2 separate regions of the Homo sapiens genome follow, and region 1 is linked to region 2. The links are chromatin contacts, found by POLR2A ChIA-PET in ENCODE. All regions are on one chromosome and are shown on one strand. Each heading gives the region's core, a stretch centred on a gene start or an enhancer-like site at or near the end of the contact. The rest is flanking DNA. Distances are from core to core; before and after follow the strand shown. Region 1 overlaps DIP2B (disco interacting protein 2 homolog B). Region 2 overlaps NCKAP5L (NCK associated protein 5 like).

What was found. ChIA-PET counts read pairs that join two places held with the same protein, here RNA polymerase II (POLR2A).
Region 1: POLR2A ChIA-PET joins it to region 2 with 20 read pairs in PC-9. The contact joins two enhancer-like sites. POLR2A ChIA-PET finds 5 or more read pairs at or near these places in 2 of 52 experiments (HepG2 and PC-9).

What each region holds. Positions count from the first base shown.
Region 1 is chr12:50,712,689-50,717,961 of GRCh38, forward strand. DIP2B (disco interacting protein 2 homolog B) reads left to right here. Exons shown (of 38, transcript NM_173602.3): 23 at 1,707-1,908. Among named protein-coding and RNA genes, the nearest start is that of ATF1, 49 kb to the right of the region's middle. Within about 2 kb of position 2,648, at least 2 of the 41 ENCODE cell types and tissues checked have a DNase peak (open chromatin) inside an H3K27ac peak, as active enhancers do.
Region 2 is chr12:49,819,686-49,824,863 of GRCh38, forward strand. The region is part of intron 1 of NCKAP5L (NCK associated protein 5 like); the gene reads right to left. Among named protein-coding and RNA genes, the nearest start is that of NCKAP5L, 6.1 kb to the right of the region's middle. Within about 2 kb of position 1,531, at least 5 of the 41 ENCODE cell types and tissues checked have a DNase peak (open chromatin) inside an H3K27ac peak, as active enhancers do.

The DNA.
Region 1 (5,273 bases), core at 1,398-3,897, 890 kb after region 2:
ACGAGGTCAGGAGTTCGAGACCAGCCTAGCCAACATAGTGAAACCCCGTCTCTAATAAAAATACAAAAAATTAGCCGGGCTTGGTGGCGGGCACCTGTAATCTCAGCTACTCCGGAGACTGAGGCAGGAGAATTGCTTGAACCCAGGAGGCGGAGGTTGCAGTGAGCTGAGATCACGCCATCGGACTCCAGCTTGGGTGACAATGCAAGACTCTGTCTCAAAAAAATAAAATAAAGTTGATTGGTTCCATAAAAATGAGAAATTCTTCAAGTATTAAATTTTAATAGAAAATATCTAAGTATGTATTCCTTTGATGTAGAGAAGTGTGATTACGAATATACCAACCTGAAGTCCAGGTCGGCTTACTTCTATAAACTATATCAAAATACATTGTCTTCAGTTTCTGGTTTTTCTTTTTAAATTTTTTTAAAAATTAAAATATAGAGATGGGGTTTTGCCATGTTGCCCAGGCTATTCTCAAATTCCTGAACTCAAACTGTCTTCTCACCTTGGCCTCCCAAAGTGCTGAGATTACAGACTTGAGTCACCATACCCGGCCTGGTTTTATTTTCTGTAAGTTAGCACCAGAATGTGGGTATTTGAAAAATGACTTGAATGGGTATCTTCACTTTTAGGATTAACTTGCCTGACCTATGAACAGAAGTTTTTTAGGAGCTAACTTTTAGTGTGTCTTTCCAAAGCATAACTCCTTCTGTGTTTTTGCATTTGTATTTTGTCAGTTAACATAATATTTAATTACATTATGTGAAAACAACAAGAACAGCTGTCAAACAGTGTAGGAACACAGCTGACTTTAAGCAAACATGCAGTTACATGGCTGCGAGCACAGGTACGCTCAGGGTAGCTTGTGGCCTCCAATGCTCGGTGTGCTATGGGCCTCACCCCAGATGTTTTTCAGAGGAGATGCATGGTAACATGGTGAATCACTTAAGTGGGGGCTCCTTTAGAGAGCTGCTGTTGTGTTCATAATAAAAATACCTTACTTCTGTTTAATTAGGCTTTGTTGGCTGATAGCTAAAAGATTAAAAGAACCAAAACAAATTTCTAGGTTTTTGACATTATCACTTAAGAGAGAACATATTGGCTGGGCATGGTATGACAGTAATCTCAGCACTTTGGGAGGCCAAGGTGGGAGCATCACTTGAGGCCATGAGTTCAAGACCAGCCTAGGCAGCACAGTGAGACCCCATCTCTCCAAAAACCTTAAAATTAAAAAAAAGAAAAGAAAAAAAATTATTTTAAATTAGCCAGACGCAGTGGTGCATCCCTGTAGTCCCAGCTTCTTGGGAGGTTGAGGCAGGAGGATCACTTGAGCTTAGGAATTTGGGGCTGTCATGGCTTGTGCCATTGCATTCCACCCCAGCTGACAGAATGAGACCCTGTCTCTAAAAAGAATAAAAACTTAAAAAGAGAACATACTGAGTTGCAAGTCAATATCCACCTTTGTCCATTTAGATTGTATCTTACCTCTCTTCTTTTAATCTCTGCCACAGCTGAAAGATGTGTATTATCTTAATGATTATCTTTAAATCTCTAGATATATGGAATCTTAGTGATCTGCCAGATTCTAGATCTAGAATGGGTAGAGTAAGAAAAATTGTAGCGTAAAATAATGGATTATACCAGGAATATGTCAAATGTAATAGAAGTGATCTCACTGAGTATTTTTGTTTGTATTTTTCTAGGCGATCGATAGCATTCATCAAGTGGGGGTTTATTGTCTTGCTCTGGTGCCAGCCAATACATTGCCAAAAACTCCACTAGGAGGAATCCATATATCTCAGACGAAACAACTCTTTCTGGAGGGATCACTGCATCCTTGCAACATCCTCATGTGCCCCCATACATGTGTGACAAACTTGCCAAAGCCCCGGCAAAAACAACCAGGTAATATGCTGGCTTCCAAGACCTGGCACTAAAATTCCAACTTCAAGAAGCTGGGTTCTCTCAGTGTGATTCTTTCTCTACAATTAGTTTACAAAGACTTTGGGAGGCCAAGGTGGGAGGGTCGTGTGAGCCCAGGAGCTCGAAAACAGCCTGGGCGACATGGTAAAATCCTGTCTCTACAAAAAAAAATGGAAAAAATTAGCCAGGCCCGGTGGTGCACACCTGTAGTCTCAGCTACTTCAGAGGCTGACAGAGGATGGCTTGAGCCTGGGAGGTTGCAGTAAACCGAGATTGCGCCATTGCACTCTAATCTGGGCGACAGAACCAGACCCTGTCTCAACAAAAAAGAAAGGGAAGATGGAAAAGGTGTGTTAAGGCAGCCCGGAGGCAAACATATCCTTGAGATGCTTTTGGAGCTATTGTAGAAAGAAAGAATGTGTTTGTTAGGACTAGTCTTGGCTGCAGGTTGCAGAAAAACATAAATTGCAGCTCAGGCAAGAAACAAGCATATTTTTGTCAGGTAAAAAAAGTTCAGAGCTAGGTAGTCCAAAGGCTAGGATAGTCACTCCTCAATCATGTTCTTCTAGCTTCCCATCTTTTTGCTCTGGTGTTTTGTCTGTCACCTCTTGTCATAGATACGCTACAGAACAAATAACCCTAAAACTCAGTGCCTTGAAGTAGCAAGCATTTACTTTTTACTCATGGAATGTGGATCTGCTTGGCTTGGCTGGGATCCACTGGACTTGACTTGGCTCCAGGCTTAGGTTGGGTTCAGAGCTGTTCCATGTGTCTCCTCATCATGGGACCAGCAGCTACCTGGGCCGTATTTTTTTCAAGGCAGATGGCAGAAGCAACAAAGCAAGCCAAGCCACATGAGCATATTTAAAGCTTCTGTTTGTGTCACATGTCCTAACATTTCATTGTCCTAAACAAGTGAGACCATGAAGTATACTTATCCCATCCAGCCATAACTAAGACAAGAAAGAAAGGAAGGATTGTGGGAAAATAAAATAATCGGCCACAGCCATCATTAGCAACTGCCCCAGGGCTCATTAGGCTCCCCAACCTCTACATCCCAGCCAGCAGGTAGGAGGAAAAGGTAAAGAAAGGATACTCTTCCCTTTAACATATTTTCTAGAAATTGCACATATTACTTCCTCTTACTTATTATCCTCCCACACTAAAGAATATAGTCTTTATTCCAGGCATGTGTCCAGCTAAAAACTGGGGGTTCTGTTATTAAGGAAGAAGAATAGGATACTGGAATTGATAACTAGCAGTTTTTGCCATAAGACGTTTACAGAATTTTATTGGAAAATCAGAAGGCATATTTACAGGTACAGCAGTGTCTGCAATTAGCTTCCTGGAGTTACTGCTTTCAGTATCTTTCATTCTCTGTGACCCACAGACCCATAGACTCACGAAATGCACACAGAAGAACATCCAGGAACTGCTGCTGAATTAGTTTTATTGTTTTAAACTACTGCAAAATTCACTTTTTAAAATATGCCTTTATTAATTTTATAATGTAAATCCCAGAATGCACAGTTTACATAAATACACTCTGAGTCCCTGCCTGTATTAAAAGGCTGTCTCCAACATGATATATCTATAATTTGTCATGAAGTTTCTTAGGGAGGAATATTGCATATTTACTTAAAATTGTAGTAGACACTTTGTAGACTAAAACTGTTCACCAATTGGAATACTTTATCTTTTTTGAGTTTTCTGTTTTATTTTTAAATTTTTTAAACTTTACATTTTGAAATAATTTCACACAAAAAAGTTGCCACATGTCGGGAGGCTGAGGCAGGAGAATGGCGTGAACCCGGGAGGCAGGAGAATGGCGTGAACCTGGGAGACGGAGCTTGCAGTGAGCCAAGATTGTGCCACTGCACTCCAGCCTGGGCGACTGAGCGAGACTCTGTCTCAAAAAACAAAACAAAACAAAACAAAACAAAAAGTTGCCACATGGTACAAAGATTTTCCTTACACCCTTTACCCAGCTTCCCCAAATATTTACCCTTTGAAAATTGATTATATGATTTAAGTGATTTTGTCTCATCTGTTTCAGTATATTCAGGATCAACAGATTTTGATAGAATAAAAGATTTTTAATATTAATCCAGTATAGCATCAGCCTATTTAAAACCTAGCTGGCAATAAGCTTTGTTTTATCATCTTTTTGCCATCTTCTTAGTTCCGTGAGGCGGATGACCATGAAGAGAGCAACCTAGCACTTTTTTCTAGAGAGGGAGTGGGCTCCCCCGTTTATTTTGAAGTGTCGAACCTATGGAAAAGTTAGACGAATAGTATAGTGAGGAACACCCATGTAGCCTATCCTAGATTTACGAATTGTTGCTTTTTTTTTTTTTTTTTTTTTTTGAGACAGAGTTTGCTCTGTTGCCCAGGCTGGAGTACAGTAGCGTGATCTGGCTCACTGCAACCTCTGCCACCCAGGATCCAACCACTTGAGTACCTGGGATTACAGGTGTGAGCTACTACGCCCAGCTAATTTTTGTATTTTTAGTAGAGATGGGGTTTTGCCATGTTGGCCAGGCTGGTGTCAAACTCCTGTCCTCAAATGATCTGCCCCCCTCTGCCTCCCAAACTGGTAGGATTACAGGAGCAAGCCACCACGCCTGGCCTTGCTGACATTTTTTTCCCTGAGTTTTTTGTTCGTTTGTTTTTGTTTTTTGAGACAGGGTCTTAACACTGTTGCCCAGGCTGGAGTGCGGTGGCATGATCTCAGCTCACTGCAGCTTTTTTTTTTTTTTTTTTTTTTTTGAGATGGAGTCTCGCACTGTCGCCCAGGCTGGAGTGCAGTGGCGCGATCTTGGCTCACTGCAAGCTTCGCCTCCTGGGTTGACGCCATTCTCCTGCCTCAGCCTCCCAAGCAGCTAGGACTACAGGCACCCGCCACCATACCCGGCTAATTTTTTTTGTATTTTTAGTAGAGACAGGGTTTCACCGCGTTAGCCGGGATGGTCTCGGTCTCCTGACCTTGTGATCCGCCCGCCTCGGCCTCCCAAAGTACTGGGATTATAGGCGTGAGCCACCACGCCTGGCCTGCAGCTTTGAACTCTGGCACAAATGATCCTCCCACCTCAGCCTCCCAAGTAGCCTGGACTAAAGATGTCTACCACCATACCAGGCTAATATTTTTGTATTTGTAGAGACAGGGTTTTGCCATGTTGCCCAGGCTGGTCACAAACTCCTCGGCTCAAGTGATCTGTCCGCCTCGGCCTCCTAAAGTGCTGTGATTACAGGCATGAGCCACCGTTCCTGGCCATTATTCACTTTTTTTTTTTTTTTTTTTTTTGAGATGTAGTCTCGCTCTGTCGCCATACTGGAGTGCAGTGGCA
Region 2 (5,178 bases), core at 281-2,780:
CTCTGCCTCAAGGGAAGAAAAGAAAACAGACATGTGGATAGATAGCTGTACTATGAAGGAAGTTCCATAAGAGGAGTCTTTTGAAGAACTTTAAAAATCAGGAGAGAAATATTAAGCTAAAGCTGAAACCGTTTTTCAGAATTGGAGACATCAAGTGAACAGAAGGTAAAGACAGGTGGGGTTTACATACAACCAAAAGGGAAGGGTGTCATTCCACACAGAAGGAAAGGCAGCAACAGAAGTGAGGAGGCAGAAACCTCTGGGTGTATATGGAACCAGAATGACTCAGTGCAGCTGGATCTAAGGACATTTGAAGGTGATGGTTTCCTGCTTCCCTGGCCCATGCCAATAACTAACTCCTCTCCTATCCCCTGGCCGAATTAGGGAGTTGGCATCTTTTCAATATCCTGGGCATAACCAGAGACACATGCTGGGCCCCACAGGAGGAACCAAGGCAGAGAGGCTCCTGGAGGTGATGGCAGAGCTGACCACTGAAACATCAGCTATTAGTATTTTCTCCCAGGTCTGAGACAATAGGGCCTGGGAGGCTGCACCTGCACGGGGAGGAGTGCTGGGCAGATACCCTTCCAGCTCCTAGTGCCCATCCCCCAAACTTTATCTCCTGGCCTTTTTTTTTTTTTTTTTTTTTGAGATGGAGTTTTGCTCTGTCGCCCAGGCTGGAAGGCAGTGGCGCGATCTCGGCTCACTGCAACCTCCATCTCCCGGGTTCAAGCGATTCTCCTGCCTCAGCCTCCCGAGTAGCTGGGACTACAGGCGCGTGCCATTATGCCTGGCTAATTTTTGTATTTTTAGTAGAGACGGTGTTTCACCGTGTTAGCCAGGATGGTCTCGATCTCCTGACCTTGTGATCCACCCACCTTGGCCTCCCAAAGTGCTGGGATTACAGGCGTGAGCCACTGCACCCAGGCCCCCATCTCCTGGCTTCTTTCTACAAAAAGAATAGGCTCTGGCCAGCCAATATGCCTTCTGCACTCAAGCAACTCCAGTGCTCAGCTAGTGGGCACCATCCAGCCAGAGCCCAGAGGTGACACCCCAAGCTGTCAGCTCTACGCTGGGAGGAGAAAACAGCTCTGGTTCACCCACAAGCCCCCACTGGGCTCTGCTCTTGTTTGTGATCACAAACAGGAGTCAGGCTTTTGGGATTCTGCTCCTGAGATTCATGCAGCCAAACCGCGTGACCCTAGGTGAAGCTGGCACCCCTCTGGGCCTCAGTTTCCTTCCTGTAAAATGGGGGTGAGCCCTCTGACTCTGACTCCTCTCCCCTGCAGGGCACAGGAGAGAAGAATATCCCATCTAGAAAAGGACTGCAGCTGAGGAGCCAGGTCCCTTGTGCGGGGTAAGGGTGGGGTAAGGAGCTCGGCAGGGCCTTCAGGGATAAGCTGCTGGCTTTGATGCTGCCTTGCTCCTTCAAGGCCTGTAGGCTTTCCAGGAAAGCAGTCAGGGAGGAGAAAGGAAGGGACAGCAAAGCCAAGAGTTTTAGCCTTCTTCTAGCCTGGGGGACAGGAAGTGAGGTGCTGTCTACAGAGGAAGTGAGAAGCAAACCCCCATCCCCACCCCCCAACTTCCCCTCAGCCTGGAATGGAAAGAAAGCCTCCAGCTTCAGGAGCCTGCAGGCTCAGAGCTGGGGAAATAGAAGACGATGTGATGCGGGTGGGGGAAGAGAAATGATCAGCACCATCTGGCAGAGAAGGGGGTCTCCTGTCTTGGACACAATAAAACTCAAGGGGCCCAGGACATCCCACAGACTGCGGGAGTGGGGAGAAGAGAAGCCACTCAAGCCAAGTTGAGAAAGCCAGCATTCTAGGCCACATGGTACCCACATCTGCAGTCCTGGCCTGACTCCTGCTCCCAGCATGTGTGCCATGTCATGTGCCTCGGCACGGGCCACCCCCAACACTAGGTGGGGCAGGTCCTTGGAGCACTTGCTCTTATAGCACATGTCCTTTCTTTGCAACCCTTATCACAGCTATAATTATAAAACTGTTTAATTACTTGATTAACGTGGACTTTTTTGATCACCACTGTATCCCTAGAGATTAGCACAGCATCCGGCACACAGTAAATTCTAAATAATCTGCTGGCTGAATGAACAGGCCGCTCATATAGCTTGAGAATTCCTCAGAGGCCGGTTTGACCTGAATCCTGGCATCTGAATGAAGTTTGGTATACAAAGGTGAACAAACACTGCTCATGACTTGGGGCCAACTGGGGAACCCTGGGATGAGTGGTCAAGGCCAGTGCTATGGTCTGAATGTTTGTATCCCCCCAAATCCACATGTTGAAATCCTAATACCCAAGGTAATGCTATTGTGGGGCGGCGGGGCGGTGGTGCTGTGGGAGGTAAATAGGTCATGGAGGTGGAGCCCTCATGAATGGGATTAGTGCTCTTATGAAAAGAGGCCTGGTGAGATTCCTCACCCCTTCCACCATGTGAGGACACAATAAGAAGCCTCTGTCCAGGAATCAGAAAGCTGGCCCTCACCAGACACCAAATCTGCCCTTGCCTTCACCTTGGACTTCCCAGCCTCTAGAGCTGTGAGAAATAAATTTCTGTTGTTTCTAAGCTGCCTAGTTTATGGTATGTTGTTATAGCAGTTCAAACAGACTAAGACAGCCAGAAACAGGAGAGCCGACATAGGCGGCAGGAGAAATCCAGGCACACCCAGGTACTGCTAATAGGTAAGGCAACAAATACAGTAGACATGCTACGCTGTATTTTGGGTAAGAATGAAAAAAAGAATATATATTTGTGTGTATTTGGTATTGTGTAAGGAAACTCAAGGGATATACAAGAAACTAATAAATGATTATGGGGGAGAACGCGATGGAGGTGGGAGTGAGATTTTTTTTTTTTTTTTTTGAGACAGGGTCTCACTGTTGCCTAGGCTGGAGTGCAGTGGCTCAATCTCTGCTCACTGCAACCTCTGCCTCCTGGGTTCAAGTGATCCTCCCACCTCAGGCTCCCCAGTAGCTGGGACTACAGGTTCACACCACCACACCCAGCTAATTTTTATATTTTTTGGTAGAGATGAGGTTTCACCGTCTTAGTCAGGCTGGTCTTGAACTCCTGACCTCAAGTGATCCGCCCACCTTGGCCTCCCACAGTGCTGGGCATGAGCCACCGTGCCCAGCAGAGATTTCAATTTTCAAACTATATTTATAAAACCTGATGAAAAAATAAAACTGCAAAAAATATTAGAAGGAATCCAACTACTCAACAAGTTGATTTCCAAAGCTCCTCCCAGCTGTGGCATCCAACCTCTTCCAGGCCCCTAGGACAAGGGAGCAGGTGAGGTGGCCGGTCAGATGAATGTGGGGGCTCCAATCCAGGGCTGCTGATGCCTTCACATCCTTTCTTCTCCAGCAATCTTGCCCTGGGTTAGCAGAGAGGCCCTCCTAACCCCAGGCTGTGGTGTGAGCATGGTAACACCACTATTCAGAAGTTGGTCAGGGGCACTTCCACCTGGGTAAAAGTTGGGTTTATTCTAGGTCCCTGGGAAGGGGGACAGTCTGGTCAGGGTCAGAGGCAGAGGGCAGGGGGAAGTTTGGGGCAAGTGGGGTAAATGACCCTGGAAGTGCCTGGTGCTGCTGTGGGCAGGTTCTGGGGGTGTCTGAACAGATCCTTGTACAGAAGGGCCGATTACAGCTCCCCCATCAAGCCAGCTGGGAGTGAGGTAAATCAGCCCCTGGGAACTGCAACTGCTGAGAACCCCAGAGCCACACTACGGGAGTTCCAGGGCCCCTCACAGCCCTGCCTAGAAAAACCTTGACCATTGGCCTACCCAGAGTGTCTAAGGGCAGGGGCAATTTCAGGCTGAACTACATGAGAGTGAGGAGACATGCAGACCACAGGTCCTAAGCAGCACCTGTCACTCAAGCCCTGCAGGCAACAGCAGGAGCAGCAGAATGGGGTCTTCTCTCCTTTAAGACATCTATACATTAAAAAAAAAAAGCATAGTGGATATTGGAGAATTCCCAGAGTTCAAGGACCAGCATAAGGTTCACAGTGCTGTGCCTGACTGGGCTCTTCTCAGCAGCTGCTGGTGCTGGGTTTTAGAAATCAGTAATAACAGCAACAATAATTCACCTTAATAACAGCCTGGCCTCTTTCATCTGCCTAACTCCCAGAGCTGGGAAAATGGTAATGATTGAGCAGATGCCACACCCCAGTGGTGATGCATGATTAATCCAGGAACACTGGCTGGGAAACTGAGGCCCAAGGAGAAGGATTTCCCCTCACAGAGAACTACAGACACAGGCGCCGAGGGCTGCTGGGCGGTGGGGGGTGAGGGTGCCAGTTCCATATCTGCAGTGTTTTGGGAAGGTGCTGAAGACAGGGGTACTCGTTCCAGAGTCCTCCAGACTTGGGTTTGGGGAGAAGGTGAAGAAAGACCCAGATATGTGTCCCAAGCTCCCTCCTAGGCTGCAGCAGGGCCTGGTGAGTAGCCTTAGCTGGGAGTCAAGGCCTCTGTTCTTAAGCCCATGCCCCACCCTCCCAGAGTGTCACAAAGCAGGCTGACAGCTGCCTCAGGCACCTCCACATCTATACAGTGTGCCCAGGCACCACAGGGTAAGTGAGTGCTCAGCCCTCCGAACAGCCCCACGCCACAGGCACAGTCCATGAAGTGGGAGTGGGGAGCACCTTACAGCCAGGTAGGCAGATCAGATCAAGAAGAGTCAAGAAATGGGGAAGACTGCTTCTTGGGGACCCCAGCCCATCTCTGAAGCCCCCTTGCATCCTTGGTATTGATCCTAAAATAAAGAGATCCTTCCTACAGCAAGGCCTGTCTGGCCAGTGCCGTAGAAACCTGCAGAGGAGGTCCAGTTGGCGTCTGCCCTCCAAGAGGGCAGAGGACGGTGGGCAAAGCATCCTAAGAGACCAACGACCTTTTCCCACTGTGTCCCCGGAGGGAACCAGTAGAGACTCAAACTAGGAGAGAAGGATAAACAAAGATGGAGGCATTGCATATGCAGGTCCATCCACGGCCTGCTGCGTGCCTGGTACTGTGACAGATGCCGGGACAGACAAAATCTAAGCTCCTGAGAAACCACAAGGGCCAAGACAGGCAGCAACCAATGACCTTAGCCTCCAACCCTCCAGGTCAGTGTCTGGGGGAAAATATTATGGGTCTTGTTCTCAGGGATTTGAAGCTGCTT